Linked DNA regions of Homo sapiens: region 2 is linked to region 1. Evidence: chromatin loops called from intact Hi-C (ENCODE). Cell type or tissue: Caco-2. All regions are shown on one strand. Links, peaks and the distances in the headings refer to the core of each region. The heading gives the core; the rest is flanking DNA. Region 1 has its middle 27 kb from the start of LINC02643. Region 2 has its middle 21 kb from the start of MIR1915.

Region 1 (2,918 bases), core at 188-2,687:
GATCGCACCATTGCACTCCAGCCTGGGCAACAGAGCAAGACTCTGTCTCAAAAAAAAAAAAGAAGAAGAGAAAATAATCAAGCGGTTTCACCCCTTGTATCTGTTCAGTAGACCCTCCCTCTCTTTAAAATTATACTGGATGTGGCCAGGTGTGATGGCTAACGCCTGTAATCCCAGCACTTTGGGCAGCCGAGGCAGGTGGATTGCTTGAGGCCAGGAGTTTGAGACCAGCCTGGCCAACATGGTGAAACCCCATCTCTACCAAAAATACAAAAAATTAGTCTTGCGTGGTGGTGGGCGTCTGTAATCTCAGCTACTCAGGAGGACAAAGCAGGAGAATTGCTTGAACCTGGGACGTGGAGGTTACCATGAGCTGAGATCATGCCATTGCACTCCAGCCTGGACAACAAGAGCGAAACTTCATCTAAAAAAAAAAAAAAAAAACCCAATAACTTATGGAAAATAAAATTTAAAAAAATAGAAAAATAAAAAAATAAAGATTGTACTGGATGTAACTAGGACAAGTGATCTCTTTCATCCTACCTCACCAAAGAAGGCCCCTTAGCTGCATAAACTTGTTTAATGAATGAATCACCAAGATGATTAATCAAGGGATAGGAATGACAGTGGTTCCAAATGTGCCTCTATTTTTTGATAGCATGAGAATATCCCTGGCTAAGTAAAAGGGTAGTTGTAACTACTGTTGTAAATCACACTGACTTTTAGCAGGTTGTTTAAAGCAGGATGGAAAGTTCAGCCAGTCCAAGCACCAGGCTAGTCCTCTATTCCACACCTCATAAAATGAACCTAAGGTACCTTTGTAAGAAAGCAGCATAGACCATACAATGCCAGAGTCCCTGGGGAAGAGAGAAAATGTGAAAAGCAAACTATAGGCTTTAAAAAATGCAAATCCAGCTTATGTTTGGATTCAACTATTTTAAAATATGTCCTCTTAGCCCACTAGCCACTCCACTTGGAAGGAGACGTAATTTATGTCTAAGGAGTGGCAGAATTCATTCAGAATCATCATCTTCTAATTCAGCCTCGTGGCTCTAAAAATTGCCTCTGGGTACTTGCCTAAAATAACTTTTAGAGTCTGTACTCCAATAAAGAGTCCTTTGCTGAAACTTGGATCAAATGCTCATTTATTACCCTTACCTCTTTATCAATTAAAAAACATGTTATAAAAGCACATTCTTTATAAGAGGAAAGACATAGAAGTTATTCTCTTTGCTATGCTCACAGTACAATTTTTCCAAAATGAAAGGAAACATGTGTCCAGGGTGGGGAAAATGTGCTGGTGTCATGCGGCGGCTCTATGAAATATTACTACCTGATCAGAATCAGACAGAAACCAATGGGTAGGGGGTAACAACTTCCCTTTGCAAGCATCAGCTCTGTATGCGGTGGAGGTAAAAGTGATTAAGAGACTGAGCCAAGAACTAGAAAATCATATTTTTATTCAATGTTTAAAACTCAACTTTCTCTAGGTACAAGGAATCTCCATCTGTTTTAGAATTGGGATGATCACAAAGGTGCTGGCTGAAATGGTTTATTCCTAAAGCTCCTCTTCTTGAAAAAATATTTATTTAACAGATCAAAGCCTGTGAGCCCATCATCAGCTTTCCATTCTTCTCAGCACACAGCTATTGTGGACCCAGCCGGCTTCCAAATATAGGCATGGAGACATATGATGTCACAGTCTGGCATGCAAAGCTCCCCAACCCCACACATGCATGCACTCATAAAGAATGCAAACGTCTCTTAAAACCGTGCACTTAAACATGTTTTGTAAGGTTCTGTGGTTGCATCCCCAGAGATGGAAGTCAAGGAAAACCTGTTCTGCAGATGGAAAAAAGAGGTTATAGCAGAGAGGTCTACTCTCCTTAATCAGTAGTTTCTGGTCTCTAAAAGCAATGAGCCAGCCAAAGAACAAATGAAAAAAGAAATCTATTGACTAGAAACCCCTTTAAAAGAGGTCTTGGCTGGGTGCAGTGGCTCATGCCTGTAATCCCAGCACTTTGGGAGGCTGAGGCAGGCGGATCACGAGGTCAGGAGATCGAGACCATCCTGGCCAACATGGTGTAACCCCGTCTGTACTGAAAATACAAAAATTAGCTGGGTGTGGTGGTGCGTTCCTGTAATCCCAGCTACTCAGGAGGCTGAGACAGGAGAATAGCTTGAACCAGGGAGTCGGAGGTTGCAGTGAGCAGAGATCGTGCCACTGCACTCCAGCCTGACAACAGAGCAAGACTACATCTAAAAAAAAAAAAAAAAAAAAAAGAGAGAGAGATCTTATATTAAATCTCTGATCCATCTAAAACAGCAACATTCTGTTGTGTTAGACTCAGCATAGCTTTGTCCTTCAAGGGGAGACAGTCCATCAGTAAACACATAATTCTGAGTGACACCTATGTGCCTCTTGCTACAACTAGGGTTGAGGGCTAGATGTCAGAGAAGTTGAGGTTTCTATATGTAGAAAGTCTGCAGTCTAGCTTGGAAGGTGCCTTAGCCCATTCAGGCTGCCACAACAAAATACCATAGACAGGATAATTTATAAACAACAGACATGTATTTACTTATTTATCCACTTATTTTTATTTTTACTTTTATTTTTATTTTTGAGACAGTCTCACTCTGTCACCCAGGCTGGAGTGCAGTGGCGCAATCTCGGCTCACTACAACCTCCACCTCCCGGGTTCAAGCGATTCTCCTGCCTCAGCCTCCTGATTAGATGGGATTACAGGCATCTGCCACAATACCTGGCTAATTTTTGTATTTTTAGTAGAGACAGGGGTTTCACCATGTTGGCCAGGCTGGTCTTGAACTCCTGACCTCAAGTGATTCTTCCACCTCGGCCTCCCAAAGTGCTGGAATTACAGGAGTGAGCCACGGCACCTGGCCTAGTTATTTATTTA
Region 2 (2,918 bases), core at 180-2,679, 76 kb after region 1:
GCTGAGGTGGGCGGATTACGAGGTCAGGAGTTTGAGACCAGCCTGACCAACGTGGGAAACCCCATCTTTACTAAAAATACAAAAATTAGCCAGGCATGGTGGTGCATGCCTATAATCCCAGCTACTCAGGAGGCTGAGGCAGGAGAATCACTTGAACCCAGGAGCCGGAGTTTGCAGTGAGCTGAGATCATGCCACTGCACTCCAGCCCAGGCGACAGAGTGAGACTCCATCTCAAAAAAAAAAAAAAAAAAAGCAGCAACCCTAAACCAGAGCACACTGAGGAACTATTTAATTCTGCAGCTTTTTTGCTACTTCATGTTTGAGAGCAGACCTGATCACTTTGAACTGAATAAGCCCCTATTATTCTGGAATAATTGGAGGGTGATGGACAGTTTTAAAAGAGAGATTCTGTGGTCAGGCACAGTAGCTCATGCCTGTATTCACAGCACTTTAAGAGGCTGAGGCAAGAGGATCGCTTGAACCCAGGAGTTCAAGACGAACCTGAGCAACATAGCGAGACCCCATCACTACAAAAAAAAAAAAAGGATAAGTACAGAGTGCTTCGGAAACAGATAGAGAGGTATCCAACCAAGTCTAAAGGAAATATAGAAAAAACTTCCCAAAGTACATTAATCAGGACATTTATTGCCAGTTGGTAAAGCAAAGAATCCTAAATATCAATGATTTAACACAATTAATTAATATTAAATATTTATATTTTTGTTCTGCACCAGCAGATTTCCTTTTCTTTTTCTTTCTTTTTTTTTTTTTTGTTATTGTTGTTGTTGAGATGGAGTCTCGCTCTGTTGCCGAGGCTGGAGTGCAGTGGCGCGATCGTGGCTCAACCTCTGCCTCCCGGGTTCAAGTGATTCTCCTGCCTCAGCCTCACGAGTAGCTGGGATTACAGGCATGTGCCACCACACCCAGCTAACTTTTGTATTTTTAGTAGAGGCGGGGTTTTGCCATGTTGCTGGTCTCAAACTCCTGACCTCAAGTGATCCTCCCATCTTGGCCTCCCAAAGTTTTGGGATTACAGGCGTGAGCCACTGTGCCTGGCCAAACCCACAACTTTTACTTACATTCCATTCTCCAGAACCAGCCACATGGCCCCACCAAGATGCAAGAGAAATGGGTAATGTAGGTTTTCTGGGTCCCAGGAAGGAAATGAAATGGTTTGGTGAACACATAGCATTTTCTCTGCCACACAGAAGTGATTTCTGAGTTAAAGGATGAGGGAGTGAGGCCCAGCACGGTGGCTCACACCTGTAATCCCAGCACTTTCGGAGGCCAAGGTGGGTGGATCACCTGAGGTCAGGAGTTCGAGACCAACCTGACCAATATGGAGAAATCCCATCTCTACCAAAACTACAAAAATTAGCCGGGCGTGGTGGCACATGCCTGTAATCCCAGCTACTCGGGAGGCTGAGGCAGGAGAATCGATTGAACCTGGGAAGCGGAGGTTGCAGTGAGCCAAGATCACACCACTGCACTCCAGCCTGGGTGACGGGGGAAGGATCTTGGTGGGAAGTGACTGGAGTAAAAAATGTCAGGGGAAGGTATGATAAGCTGTGAGACTAAAAAGTAAACAAGGCCCTATCATAAAGAGTCTGTGTGCCATGTAAACTAAACTGGGCTTTTATCCAGTTTAGTTTACACGGCACACATGGAGAGCCATTCACGGGTTTTAAACAAGGGAGTGATGTGATCATATCTTAGCTTCTGAAAGATCATTTGGACTGAGGCATAGAGACCAGATTGGAGGTCAGACACGTAGCTCAAGCCTGTCATTCCAGCACTTTGGGAGACCAGAGTAGGAGGATCATTTGAGATCCGGAGTTCGAGACCAGCCTGGGCAACATAGCAAGACCCCACCTCTAAAAATAAACTTGTTAAAAAAAATTGTGTGAATGAAGAGTGTGGCAATGAGGGGTGAACAAGCAGGGGAAAATGGTGTTGTATACTGAGACAAATAATTTTTTTTTGTTTGAGACGCAGTCTCGCCCTGTCACTCAGGCTGGAATGCAGTGGTGCGATCTCGGCTCACTGCAACCTCCGCCTCCAGGGTTCAAATGATTCTCCTGCCTCGGCCTCCTCAGTAGCTGGGATTACAGGCGCACACCACCACACCCAGCTAATTTTTGTATCTTCAGTAGAGACGGGGTTTCACCATGTTGGTCAGGCTGGTCTTGAACTCCTGACCTTGTGATCTGCCCACCTCAGCCTCCCAAAGTGCTGGGATTATAGGCGTGAGCCACCGTGCCCGGCCAAAGAATTTTTTGTTTTAAAGAGCAGTTTTAAGGAGAAATATAATATGCTTGGGGAACAGCCAAGTGAAGTCAGAGTTATTTGGAAAACTAGGCCTAAAGACAGATCTTAACAGGAGATGAAAGATGTGATGGGCATCAGTATAGGGATGGTGCTTGAGACTGTAACTGGGGATTACCCAGGCAGGCTGTGAAGAGCAGGAATGGAAGAAGTGATGGACAGTTAAGTGTTTTAACAATCATCTCTCCAGCTAAAGGAGGCCTGATATGTAGCATTTGCTGATGTCTGTGGTCAACTCCAAGCTACCAACTTGTCATCACTGAGCCTAGAGTTGTGAAGAGATGCACCCAATTAGTTTTTATGAGCTGCTGGGAGCCAACTCCACACAACAGTGGATACAAGAGAGCCCTGCATACACATATTTAAGAGACAGAATAAAAGAAATCTTGACTAGGCTCAGGGGCTCACGCCTGTAATCTCAGCACTTTGGGAGGCCAAGGTGGGCGGATAACTAGAGGTCAGGAGTTCGAGACCAGCCTGGCCAACATAGTGAAACCCTATCTCTACTAAAAATACAAAAAATTAGCCGGGCGAGGTGGCGGGCGCCTGTAGTCCCAGCTACTCGGGAGGCTGAGGCAGGAGAATGGCGTGA

Evidence for each region. A loop is a pair of places that touch in the nucleus more often than their neighbours do. Peaks named below come from ENCODE experiments on the same cell type or tissue, not always from the same donor. Only the 100,000 strongest peaks of a DNase experiment are listed, where the experiment ranks them.
Region 2: it touches region 1 in a loop (3-fold over the local background); 1 of 110 quality-filtered maps calls a loop at or near these places.

What each region holds. Positions count from the first base shown.
Region 1 is chr10:21,398,111-21,401,028 of GRCh38, forward strand. No RefSeq gene overlaps it. Among named protein-coding and RNA genes, the nearest start is that of LINC02643, 27 kb to the left of the region's middle. In Caco-2, for the core only: no CTCF peak of the experiment used is centred there; a DNase peak (open chromatin) is centred at 1,701.
Region 2 is chr10:21,473,861-21,476,778 of GRCh38, forward strand. No RefSeq gene overlaps it. Among named protein-coding and RNA genes, the nearest start is that of MIR1915, 21 kb to the right of the region's middle. In Caco-2, for the core only: no CTCF peak of the experiment used is centred there; a DNase peak (open chromatin) is centred at 1,741.